Regions from separate parts of the Homo sapiens genome. Here region 2 is linked to region 1. A link is a contact called in ENCODE Hi-C or POLR2A ChIA-PET data. All regions are on one chromosome and are shown on one strand. Each heading gives the region's core, a stretch centred on a gene start or an enhancer-like site at or near the end of the contact. The rest is flanking DNA. Distances are from core to core; before and after follow the strand shown. Region 1 holds the start of HNRNPU (heterogeneous nuclear ribonucleoprotein U). Region 2 overlaps LOC124904588 (UPF0764 protein C16orf89-like).

The links. A loop is a pair of places that touch in the nucleus more often than their neighbours do. ChIA-PET counts read pairs that join two places held with the same protein, here RNA polymerase II (POLR2A). Pooled maps may share reads with other maps.
Region 2: a loop to region 1 is called in a map of gastrocnemius medialis, with 3 times the contacts of the local background. The contact joins the enhancer-like site here to the promoter of HNRNPU in region 1. A Hi-C loop is called at or near these places in 4 of 168 maps with a recorded cell type or tissue (Caco-2, IMR-90, endothelial cell of umbilical vein and 1 more), 1 of 37 single-sample maps with no recorded cell type and 3 of 50 pooled maps. POLR2A ChIA-PET finds 5 or more read pairs at or near these places in 21 of 52 experiments (A549, AG04449, BJ and 15 more).

The regions. Positions count from the first base shown.
Region 1 is chr1:244,863,293-244,869,184 of GRCh38, reverse strand. It overlaps HNRNPU (heterogeneous nuclear ribonucleoprotein U), which reads left to right and starts at 4,642. Exons shown (of 14, transcript NM_031844.3): 1 at 4,642-5,568. The coding sequence starts at 4,878. It overlaps LOC124904588 (UPF0764 protein C16orf89-like), which reads left to right. Exons shown (of 4, transcript XM_047439568.1): 3 at 4,454-4,522; 4 at 4,599-4,703. The coding sequence ends at 4,703. RefSeq lists enhancers at 1-514, 4,213-4,272, 3,606-4,436, 4,437-5,268 and silencers at 4,493-4,592, 5,573-5,892.
Region 2 is chr1:244,894,442-244,901,016 of GRCh38, reverse strand. LOC124904588 (UPF0764 protein C16orf89-like) reads left to right here. Exons shown (of 4, transcript XM_047439568.1): 2 at 1,769-1,834. Among named protein-coding and RNA genes, the nearest start is that of HNRNPU, 33 kb to the right of the region's middle. Within about 2 kb of position 1,441, at least 3 of the 41 ENCODE cell types and tissues checked have a DNase peak (open chromatin) inside an H3K27ac peak, as active enhancers do; they include gastrocnemius medialis, where a contact is called at or near this core.

The DNA.
Region 1 (5,892 bases), core at 3,393-5,892:
GCTCCACGCTCATGACCTCGTTGCCTCCAAAGGCCTCAGCTCCTAATATCATGGGGGATTAGGTTTCAACACAGGACTTTTGTGGGGACACAAACGTTCAGTCCATAGCAGAAAGCAAAAGCCAAAGTCCTTTACAAAACCACCCACGAGGCTGCTGGTGATCTGTGTTTTCCTCTCTCCCCTCTCTCCTCTCCTACCCACTCCCATCATTCCCCGCAGGCCTGAATTCTTTTGTCTTCCTCCCCCAACCTCCCCAGCTTTATGGAGGTATAATTGGTATACGATAACTGCATATAGGCCGGGCACGGTGGCTCACGCCTGTAATCCTAGCACTCTGGGAGGCCGAGATGGGTGGATTGCCTGAGCTCAGTAGTTCACGACCAGCCTGGGCAACATGGTGAAACCCTGTCTCTACAAAAATACAAAAAAAAAAAAAAAAAAAAAATCAGCCGAGGGTGGTGGTGAACGCCTGTGATCCCAGCTACGAGGGAGGCTGAGGCACAAGAATTGCTTGAACCCGGGAGGCGGGGGTTGTAGTGAGCTGAGACGGTTCCACTGCACTCCAGCCTGGGCAACAAAGTGAAACTTTGTCTCAAAAAAAAAGAAAACCCTGCATATAACTAATAAATCTATACATATTTGGTGAGTTTGGACAGACATACACACGCATGCTACCATCACCACATTCAGGAAAATGAACATATCCATTACCTCCAACAGTTTCCTTGTGTACCTTTGTCCTTTTTTTTCTTTTTCATTTTCCCTTTTTTTTTTTTTTTGAGGTGGAGTTTTGCTCTTGTTGCCCAGGCTGGAGTGCAATGGCGCAATCTCGGCTCACCGCAACCTCTGCCTCCAAGGCTCAAGCGATTCTCCTGCCTGAGCCCCTCTAGTAGCTGGGATTACAGGCGCCTGCCACCGAACCCGGCTAATCTTGTATTTTTAGTAGAGACCATGTTGGTCAGGCTGGTCTCAAACTCCCGACCTCAGGTGATCCGCCCGCCTTGGCCTCCCAAGGTGCTGGGATTACAGGCTTGAGCCCACACTGCTCCCGGCTCTTTTTCTTTTTCTTTCTTTCTTTCTTTTTTTTTTTTTTTTTAGACGGAGTCTCGCTCTGTTGCCCGGGCTGGAGTGCAGTGGTGCGATCTCGGCTCACTGCAAGCTCCGCCTCCAGGGTTCACGCCATTCTCCTGCCTCAGCCTCCCGAGTAGCTGGTATTACAGGCGCACGCTGCCACGCCCAGCTAATTTTTTGTATTTTTAGTAGAGATGGGGTTTCACTGTGTTAACCAAGATGGTCTTGATCTCCTGACCTCATGATCCGCCCGCCTCGGCCTCCCACAGTGCTGGGATTATAGGCGTGAGCCACCGCGCCCGGCCTTTTTTTTTTTTTTTTTTTTTTGAGACGAAGTTTTGCTTTGTCCCCCAGGCTGGAGTTCAGTGGCTCAGTCTCAGCTCACTGCAACCTCCGCCTCCCAGGTTCAAGTGATTCTCCTGCCTCAGGCTCCTGAGTAGCTGGGATTACAGGCGGCCACCACCACGCCTGGCTATTTTTTGTGTTTTTAGTAGAGATGGGGTTTCAACATGTTGGCCAGGCTGGTCTCGAACTCCTGACCTCAGGTGATCTGCCCACCTCAGCCTCCCAAAGTGCTGGGATTACAGGTGTGAGCCACCACTCCCGATCTTGTTTTTTGTTTTGTTTTGTTTTTTTTGGGGGGCGGGGGGGAATGAGAATATTTAACGTAAGATCTTAACGGGTTTTTTTCTTTTTCTTTCTTTTTTCTTTTTTTTTTTTTTTGAGACAGGGTCTCCCTCTGTGGTCCAGGTTAGAGTGCAGTGGTACAATCACGGCTCACTGCAGCCTTGACTGCCGGGGGTCAAGTGATCCTGCTACCTCAGCCCCTTGAGTAGCTCGGACTACAGGCGTACCACCACAGCCACCTAATTTTAATTTTTTGTGGAGATGGAGTCTCACTGTGTTCCTCAGGCTGGTTTCGAACTCCTGGCCTCAAGCCATCTTCCCATCTCGGCCTCTCGAAGTGCTGGGATTACAGACATGAGCCGCTGGGCCTGGCCAGCAAATTTTTAAGTGCAGGATACTTTGTTAACTGTAGATCTCTGGAACTGCCTCATCGTTATGACTATAAAATGTTTTTGAGAAAGTATTGAAAAAATATTTGCTGAATAAATTGTGTGACAAAGTATAGCATTTCCTTTGCTTAAACCTCAAAAATGTAAGCTAGACATGCAGAGCACCAAAACTTTGTAGTTACCTCTCACAGATCAATTATTCATAGGTCATTCTTGAATCATTTTTTGTTATTGAGAATTAACTTGTCTCCTCCGGCACGCGGTATTCTTGGTAGCCTCTAGGATTTGACACAGGGGGAATTTAAATTGTCTTAGAGGTCCTTCAGAGATTTACAGGAAGTGACCTGCACTTTAACAGGTCTCTGTAGAGCAGGACTATCATGATAGCATTAAAAATATAAGAAGCAAAAATGATCAATAAGATGTCACCATTTGTACTTTGAAGTGGTAACATAAGACTATGGAATGGCATATTTCCTCTGTTTGTGAAAAGGATAGTATGATGATGGTTCTTTGAGCAGAAATTGTTTTTCTTTCAAATGTTGTCTAAGACAGCACAATGTAATAGAAAGCCCATTGGTGTGGGGGGTGAGGGTCCCAGCTTCCTGGGCAGTAAAATGAACAGGACTGCAGATCGATCTCCAGGCCCCATCCAGCTCTAAAGTTCTCCAAAACTTTTGGAGATAAAGCCATAGAACTTTCTTGTGAGCATCAAAAGTTGTATTTCATGTTTATTTTTGCAACTGACTTAATGTTCCAAGAGTGACTGTTACAGATCTACTATATGTAGATATACAATCTTTGTTTTCATAGTTTAGTGTTTTCCAGTAAATGAAATTTGTTTTCATATAACTAATATTTAAAGGTGTAAATAATATCTAGGACACATAAATTTAAGGAACCATCATAATTGTATTTAACTCTGATTCATTAAGGGATTAGTTATCTAGTTTGTGAACATGTAAACCCCCTGTAGCTCTCTTCCCATTTCTGAACGAAGACAAAATTTCAAATTCCAGTTTGTGGCTTATTCATAACCTTCAAAATTATAACCAAAGGCTAAAATGAGTTTCTGGCACTGTTTGGAAGTTTCTATTTTGGGGGCTATCCTCACCACTTAACTTGAACTGGGGATTATCAGTAGTACTGTACATAGTCCATTAATTTCAAGTCAAATCATTTCACAAGTGTTAATATTTCACGTATACATGACTGCAAGGTATGGTAGAATGCTTCATAAAAGCTACCGAAAATAAACTTCAAAAATAAAATGTATCAATTAGTTAAATCATATTAGCCTATGGGAGAAATTTCAATGTGTTTACTTCCAAATTTCAAATTAATAATGGGGCAATATTATTGTGCCACCTAGAGCACCAAACAGTGGGTATAAACCATCTCCTTAGTCAGATGGAACACTGGCTGGACACTGCAGATTATCTAGGGTTTAAAATGTTAACTTCTATCACGAATCTAAATTCTGACTTCCCTATCTAAAACTTCGAGACATCACATCTTTTCTTTAAAGAGAAAAAGTAAACTTCTAACATATAAAATAACGGATTTCAAGAGCGATAGTCCATTTTTCTTTTTACAAAATCACAGCCCTTGATTTTTCGTAAACTTTAAGTTTCAGAATAATTTGGTCAAGAGTATTTCTACAGGAATAGGAAGAGAATCAAGTGGGCCTATAATCAAAGACCTAGTTGGGTCTCACCCTCACGGTTAGCTACTGGGACTTCGTAGCTGATGACCAGGTCCTAAAGTGGACAGAACAAGTGTTACTGGAGGTCCGTCTTTGTGGTAGCTACAGAAAACTTGGAAATGCAATTCTGAGGTTTATTCAGGGTTATTAAGAGCATGAGAATAGCTGCCCTGCAAAGGCAGGTACACTAAGGTTTGCAGTATGGAGTAGTAAGCAAAGCCTCTACTTCCCAGGCCCCGCACCCGGGGTGTGGAACAGACAAAAGAACGGTTCTGCCCTTGCCCTTCTCGAACTTAAAATCCAATTCGCAAGGCAGGACTTACACAAATTAAACCAAATACGGTATTATGAGGAAAAGAGCCGCTGCGTGTAACAGTTGCCAATGTATGCTATACCAGTCAAAACTGAAATACGATTTGAAGGAGTTTTAAACGAAGAGCTGGAGAAACACATAAGAAGGCAGATCTAAGATGGAAGAAAAGGCGGATTCGGGTTGAAACGCCAAGTTGAGGACTGAAGAAAGCATTTGGATAAAGCAGCCTCCAAGCTGGGAAGGAGAAAAGCCAAACGAGTATAGCCACCAAAGACCCAGAAAGGCCAATATATCATGCAGTGAGTCGGTTGAACTGAAAGGCGGTTTCCTTTTCCTCCATTTGCTCAGTCCCAATTGGAAGCGCACTGCGCGGCCTCCACCGCGCTCTCGGCCCGGGTTCGGCGTGGGGGCGGGGAGGTAAGTACGGTAATGGGCGGGGCCGAGCGCGGGCGCGCTCCGGCTTTCCTCCTGCGCAGTGCTCCCGTCAGCGCAGGGGGCGGGGCGCCTATATTACGTGCGCGGCGCCGCTCCTGCGAGAGGACGTTGCGTGCTCGCTCGCGCCAGGCGAGTCTCCGCGTCTCCCTCGCGAACTCGGTGAAAGGAATTGGCGCCGTTCGACACCAGGCGGATCCGCTCTGCAGCACGAACCCATCTCCAGCCGCAGCCGCAGCCGCCGCCCGGGCCGAGGAGCAGCCGCAGCAGCCGCCACCAGTGGCCGAGTGAGCGGAGCCGAGTTTGAGGCAGCGCCTAGCGGTGAATCGGGGCCCTCACCATGAGTTCCTCGCCTGTTAATGTAAAAAAGCTGAAGGTGTCGGAGCTGAAAGAGGAGCTCAAGAAGCGACGCCTTTCTGACAAGGGTCTCAAGGCCGAGCTCATGGAGCGACTCCAGGCTGCGCTGGACGACGAGGAGGCCGGGGGCCGCCCCGCCATGGAGCCCGGGAACGGCAGCCTAGACCTGGGCGGGGATTCCGCTGGGCGCTCGGGAGCAGGCCTCGAGCAGGAGGCCGCGGCCGGCGGCGATGAAGAGGAGGAGGAAGAGGAAGAGGAGGAGGAAGGAATCTCCGCTCTGGACGGCGACCAGATGGAGCTAGGAGAGGAGAACGGGGCCGCGGGGGCGGCCGACTCGGGCCCGATGGAGGAGGAGGAGGCCGCCTCGGAAGACGAGAACGGCGACGATCAGGGTTTCCAGGAAGGGGAAGATGAGCTCGGGGACGAAGAGGAAGGCGCGGGCGACGAGAACGGGCACGGGGAGCAGCAGCCTCAACCGCCGGCGACGCAGCAGCAACAGCCCCAACAGCAGCGCGGGGCCGCCAAGGAGGCCGCGGGGAAGAGCAGCGGCCCCACCTCGCTGTTCGCGGTGACGGTGGCGCCGCCCGGGGCGAGGCAGGGCCAGCAGCAGGCGGGAGGTAAGAAGAAGGCGGAAGGCGGCGGAGGCGGCGGTCGCCCCGGGGCTCCGGCGGCGGGTGAGTGCTGCGTTGTACGTTGCGCGCGGCGGGAGGCCCGCGCGGGGTGGGGACCGTGCCCCAGGCCTGCCGGAGCCCCGCAGGGGGAGGGAGCCCCGGGCGGGAGGGCGCCGCGGTGAGGGTGGGGGAGGGGGCGCGGGGAATCCCAGATTAGCCGAGAGGCCTCGGGCTCGGGGCGTGTGTGTGCGCGCGCGCGTGTGTGTGTGTGTGTGTGTGTGTGTCGGCGGTGGCAGCGCCTCCATTATGTGGCTCGAGAGCCGGGGGGAGCTGCAGCTGCCGCTGTAGGGGGAGGAGCCGCGGGCGGGCGGCGGGAGGGAGCCCGGT
Region 2 (6,575 bases), core at 192-2,691, 35 kb before region 1:
TGACCATAGAACCCTTTCTTTTTAATTAAAAAAAAAAAAATTAGGACTGGGTGCAGTGGCTCACGCCTGTAATCCCAGCACTTTGGGAGCCCAAGGCGGACGGATCACGAGGTCAGGAGATCGAGACCATCCTGGCCAACATGGTGAAACCCCGTCTCTACTAAAAAAAATACAAAAAATTAGCTGGGCGTGGTGGCACGCGCCTGTAGTCCCAGCTACTCTGGAGACTGAGGCAGGAGAATCACTTGAACCCGGGAGGCAGAGGTTGCAGTGAGCCGAGATTGTGCCACTGCACTCCAACCTGGTGACAGAGTGCGACTCCATCAAAAAAAAAAAAAAAAAAAGGTAGATTCAAGGGGTATATGTCCAGATTTGTTACATGGATATACTCATAATGCCGAGGTTTGGGCTCCTATTGAACCTGTCTCCCAAACTGTGGACACAGGGCCCCCAGGAAGTGGTTTTTAACCCCGTCTGCCTCCCCACTCCCTCTTTCTGGAGTGCCCAGTGTCCATTGTTTCCATCTTTATGTCTGTACAGACCCAGTGTTTAGCTCCCACTTACAAGTGAAAACATGTGGTATTGATTTTCTGGTAGAACTCTTCTCTCTGTGTCTTTTTTTTTTTTTGGTAGAGATGGGGGACTCCTTATTTTCCCTGGGCTGGTCTCGAACTCCTGGGGTCAAGTGATCCTCCTGCCTCAGCCTCCCAAAGTGCTGGGTTTGCAGGTGTGAGCCACTGTGCCGGGCCCATGAACGCTTTTCTTAAGGAACATCTCAAAGGGCTATTTTGGACACATGATGTTGAAGATACAAGAGGGTCATCCTCGCGGGTTAATACCGTGGTCTTCATGGCTCAGGCCTTCCCTGTCGCCATGTTTCCTGATTTGTAGGTCTCCTTGCTTGCTTATTTTGGTTGCTGCCCTCAGTGTTCTCAATACTGTTATCTCCAAATCTTGCCCCATTCCCCCAGAACTCTGAGTGCAATGCCCACTGTGGGGTACCCCCAGCAGAGTGGATGGCATGTTCCTCAGCAATTTCCTCACAGTGTGGCCGAGGGAGCCTCCCCCAGGGGCGATTCTGGCCCCAGGCCTCATTCGTGTGTGGCTAGTCCTGGCTGAGTCAAGCTTCCGGCAAGCTTGCAACCTTGTGGGCTCTGATCAGGCCTAGCTGCCTCTAAGAAAGAAAGGTGTTGAATTTCATTCTCTTCTCATTCTGAAGGAAATTCAAGTCCTTTTAAAGAGTATAGGGTACATTTTCCAGGTAAGCTTCACTAGGCCTGTCTGCTGATGCTCCCCAGCCCCTCTTGCCTACATACAGGGGAGTTCCTGTGTTTTCGTGAGTGGGTGAGCCTGTGCTATTCTGGTTTTTCTCTCCTGGCTGCCAACAGAGCAGGTGTTTTTCATGCAACACAAGAGCTGCCAGGATCCATGCTGCCTCTCCTTTTGTGCTTAACACTTGTGTCTGGGCTGTCTGGTGCTGCCAGAACTGGAGTTTTATTTCTCTATCCTTCTTCTCCCATTGCATGAAAAGATGAAGCAAGCTGTCAGACAGATCCAAAATGTTCTCCTTTGTCTTTTTTTTTTTTTTTTTTTTTTTTTGAGATGGAGTCTCGCTCTGTTGCCCAGGCTGGAGTGCAGTGGTGCAATCTCAGCTCACTGCAACCTCTGCCTCCCGGGTTCAAGCAATTCTCCTGTCTCAGCCTCCTGAGTAGCTGGGATTACAGGTGCCCACCACCACGCCCAGCTGATTTTTGTATTTTCAGTAGAGATGGAGTTTCACCATATTGGTCAGGCTGGTCTCAAACTCCTGACCTCAGGTGATCCACCTGCCTTGGCCTCCCAAAGTGTTGGGATGACAGATGTGAGCCACCAAGCCCAGCCTCCTTTGTCTTTATAAGGGAGAAAGAAGGCTGGGCACGGCGGCTCACGCCTGTCATCCCAGCACTTTGGGAGGCCGAAGCAGGCGGATTGCCTGAGGTGCAGAGTTTGAGACCAGCCTGACCAACATAGAGAAACCCCGTCTCTACTAAAAATACAAAATTAGCCAGGCATGGTGGAGCATGCCTGTAATCCCAGCTACTCTGGAGGCTGAGGCAGGAGAATGGCTTGAACCCGGGAGGCGGAGGTTGCCGTGACCTGAGATCGCACCACTGCACTCCAGCCTGGGCAACAAGAGGGAAACTCTGTCTCAAAAAAAAAAAGGAGAAAGAATTTCCAATTTTTGTTTTCTTAACATTTCAAGTGGAATATCTGGTCATCCCCTTTAGAAGCATTTTCCCAAAAAAACGGGATACTATTTGAATGCGGTTGTCTGCAGTGTTTCGAATCATTAAATATTGAGGAGCTACTGTATTCCAGGCACTCTACTAGGTGCTGGGGATAAAGAGATGAGTAAGACATAACCCATAACCAGAGGGTGCAACCAACAAGAAATAAACAATTTCCACAGAGTGGGCAGTGGTGTAAGAGTTCTGTGCACAGGGCCTGTGGAGCACAGGGGCAAGTAGCGCACTTACCTGGGGGTTTTGTGGGTGAGCGGAGCAGAAAGAATTTTTTTTTTTTTTTAGAGATGGGGTCTTGCTATGTTTCCCAGGCTGGTCTTGAACTCCTGGACCCTAAATGATCCTCCCACCTCAATCTCCCAAGTAGCTTAGACTACAGGAATACATGACTGCACCCAGCTTTTAAGAGACTTTTGCTGGAAATTCTAGCATAGTACATTTCATTTAGCCTACCATTCAGTATGGCATTTTCAACTTCTTTTGTATAACACATACAATTGTGAGCGTTTTAGTCATTTTCATCTTGTTTGGGACCTTAAAGATTATTGCTAGATGGACAGCTGCCAGCACTGAAGTGCTCGTTTTGTCAAAAGTAGCAAGAGAAAAGTCACAGCAGAAAAAAATCTCTCGAGGTGTCTTAGGGATCAAATGATAGTAAATCACACGTGGATGACATTTTAGAGCTTGCAAAGCACTTGCATATATTGTCCAAGTTGATACTGATGATAATCTTACCAAGTAGGTAGGGAGATTGCTGATTAAACACAGCAGAGTCAACACAATGTTTGTCTCCATGGCTTCCTGGGGTCTACTAAAATGACAGAAAAGAAATAAAATGAGTCTAAACCCATAGCATCAAAGAGAACAGAAGAGAATATTACAGTGAATGACAGCAGTATATTTTGAGACTACGGAAGTCATAAGAAGCGAGTAACTCACATAGCAGGGAAGCGGCACCAGATCAGAGGAGGATGCTGATGTACACAAAAAACCGTTAAAGGCTCGGACTGCGAGAGACAGGTTCTGCCAAGTGGGGCTGGAAACAGGGAAACTGGTTCCAAACCTGTGGAAGAGTTCCCATCATGTTCCCTCCACCTCTCCACATAGCCAGGTGAACACTCCTCCCCTCCACCCTGCCCCCGCCCTGCCGGCACGAGTCCAGAAGCTAATTTTTGGGGAAATGGAACTGCAGGGGTCCAGATTCGGGAACAGCTGACATTCTGGAAGGCAGGGACGAGGCACTGGGCTGAAAGCAAGAGGGGCTACATGAAATGCAGCCAGGCCCTATCCCTGCTTGTCCTCAGAGTGTATGGTAGCCCCACCCCTGTTCTCAGGTAGAAGAATGAGTTTTTCTTGGAAAAACTGTTCCGTTAAAATATTAAATAGCTGGGCCACGCGTGGTGGCTGACGCCTGTAATCCCAGCATTTTGCGAGGCCAAAGTGGGAGGATTGAGTGAGGCCAAGAGATGGAGGCTGCAGTGAGAGCCTAGGTGACAGAGTGAGACACTGTCTCTAAAATAAATAAATAAATAAATAAATAAATACCCGGGCGCGGTGGCTCATGCCTGTAATCCCAACACTTTGGGAGGCCGAGGTGGGAAGATCATTTAAGGTCAGGAGTTCGAGACTAGCCTAGCCAACATGGTGAAACCCCGCCTCTACTAAAAATACAAATAATTAGCTGGGTGTGGTGACCAACGCCTGTAATCCCAGCTACTCGGGAGGCTGAGGCAGGAGAATTGCTTGAACCAGGGAAGTAGAGGTTGCAGTGAACTGAGATCGCACCATTGCACTCCAGCCTGGTGACAGAGTGAGATTCCGTCAAAAAAAAAGAAAAAAGAAAGAAAGAAAGAAAGGAAAGAAAAAGAAAATAACTCTCTGAACAGGCATGACCCTATCACCCTGGAGTGAAGTTCAACATTACCAAGCCTTGCTCATGTTTCCTCTCAGCTTTGTAGTGAGTCACTGTTTAATGTGAATGGTCCTACAAGGATTGCTGGGCATTCCATGATCCCGTATGAAAGACAAGGACTAAAATAAACAAACGAATGATGGGGAAAATTTTGAAGAAAAAGGCAATGCAGGACATGGACAAACACTTCCAGAAATAGATGAAATTGCTGTTCTCAGAGAGAGAGATAAGATAAAGTGACAGCAAATTTTATGGGAAATGAGGCAATTTCCCATAATATAGAAATAAATGGACGACAAGCAAGAAAATAATTTAAAATAAAGGATTATCCAGATAGTCTAATAGCCAACTAATAGGAATTAATTAATTAATTAATTTTTTGAGATAGAGTTTCACTCTTGTTGCCCCAGGCTGGAGTGCAATGGCGCGATCTCGGCTCACTGCAACCTCTGCCTCCCGGGTTCAAGCAATTCTCCTGACTCAGCCTCCTGAGTAGCTGGGACTACAGGCACCCACCACCATACCTGGCTAATTTTGTATTTTTAATAGAGAAAGGGTTTTACCATGTTGGCCAGGCTGGTCTTGAACTCCTGACCTCAGGTAATCTGCCCTCCTCTGCCTCCCAGAGTGCTGGGATTACAGGCATGAGCCACCACACCCGGCCAGGAATTTAATAAGTAGAATATAGAGAAGAGAAAATTACCAAAGAAAAAAAAACTCAGGAGAGTGGGCCTCTAGATTCAAAGGGCCTATCCAGAAAAATTAATGAAAAGATCTACACTAAGTCATATCTTCATAATATTTCAGAAGAGGCCGGGCACGGTGGTTCACACCTGTAATCCGAGCACTTTGGGAGGCTATGGTGGGAGGATCACTTGAGCCCAGGAGTTCCAGAGCAGCTTGGGCAAGATGTTGAGACCTCATCTATACAAAAAATCAAAAAGTTAGTCCAGTGTGGTGGTGCAGGCCAGTGGTCCCACCTTCTCAGGAGCCTGAGGCGGAGGATTGCTTGAGCCTGGGAGGTGGAGGTTCCAGTGAGCTATGATCGTGCCACTGCACTCCAGTCTGGGTGGCAGAGTGAGACCCTGTCTCAAAAACAAACAACAAAAAAAATTCGGAACACTGGAGATGAAGAGAAAACATTAATCCATAGAAGGCAAAAAATAAATATTACACATAAAGATTCTGGAATCAGAATGGCAGTGGAACTCTCAAGAACAGCATTGGAAACTGGCAGACAACAAAACAATGCTTTCAATATTTTGAGGAAAAAATAATTTTTTGAATTAGAATTCTCTGCCTCACCAGACCATTAATCAAATGAGAGAGTAAAATAAAGACATTTTCACCTCCTGGCCAGGCATGGTGGCTCACGCCTGTAATCCCAGCACTTGGGGAGGCCGAGGTGGGCGGATCACGAGGTCAGGAGTTCGAGACGAGCCTGACCAACATGCTGAAACCCCGTCTCTACTAAAAACAAAAAACATTAGCCGGGCATGGTGGCACGCACCTGTAATCCCAGCTACTCAGGAGGCTGAGGCAGGAGAATTGCTTGAACCCAAGAAGTGGAGGTTGCAGTGAGCAGAGTTGGAGCCACTGCACTCCAGCCTGGGTGACAGAGGGAGACCCCATCTCAAAAAAAAAAAAAAAAGACATTTTCACTTCCTGGGCACCTTCTTCCAGAGCCACCAGAGGCTACACTCCACCAGAATGAGGGGATAACCCACTGAAGAGTAGGACCACAGTCAGGACAAAGGGATCTGACCCAGGAGAAAGGTGAAAGGGGCCTCCAGACGGCAGCTACACCCAGAGAGAGCCAGTCCAGAAAGGAACTGGGGCCCTGAAGTCCAGGGGAAAATGGACACTGATAGCTACATTATTTCATGTGTGTTTGACCACGTAGAAAATCTTATGCGGGGGTTTTGCAATTCAGTTGGAGAATGTGGAAAGAAATAGTAATAATGACATGGGAAATTGAGCAAATGGGAAATTAAATAGTATAAGAAAGAGAATGTAATGCGAATGCATTACTTAGCTCAACAGTGAACAACACTCACATAGAAATAATAGGGTCAATAATAAATATTGGCTTAACCAATATCTTGATATAATTATGTTTGCAGGGTTGAGGAAGTAGAAGTGGCAGGCTGGGATAATATGAGAGTAGAGGCCGGGCGCGGTGGCTCACACCTGTAATCTCAGCACTTTGGGAGGCCGAGGCGGGTGGATCACCTGAGGTCAGGAGTTTGACACCAGCCTGGCCAACATAGTGAAACTTCGTCTCTCCTAAAAATATAAAAAATTAGCTGGGCATGGTGGCGGGCGCCTGTAATCCCAGCTACTCAGGAGGCTAAAGCAGGAGAATCGCTTGAACCTGGGAG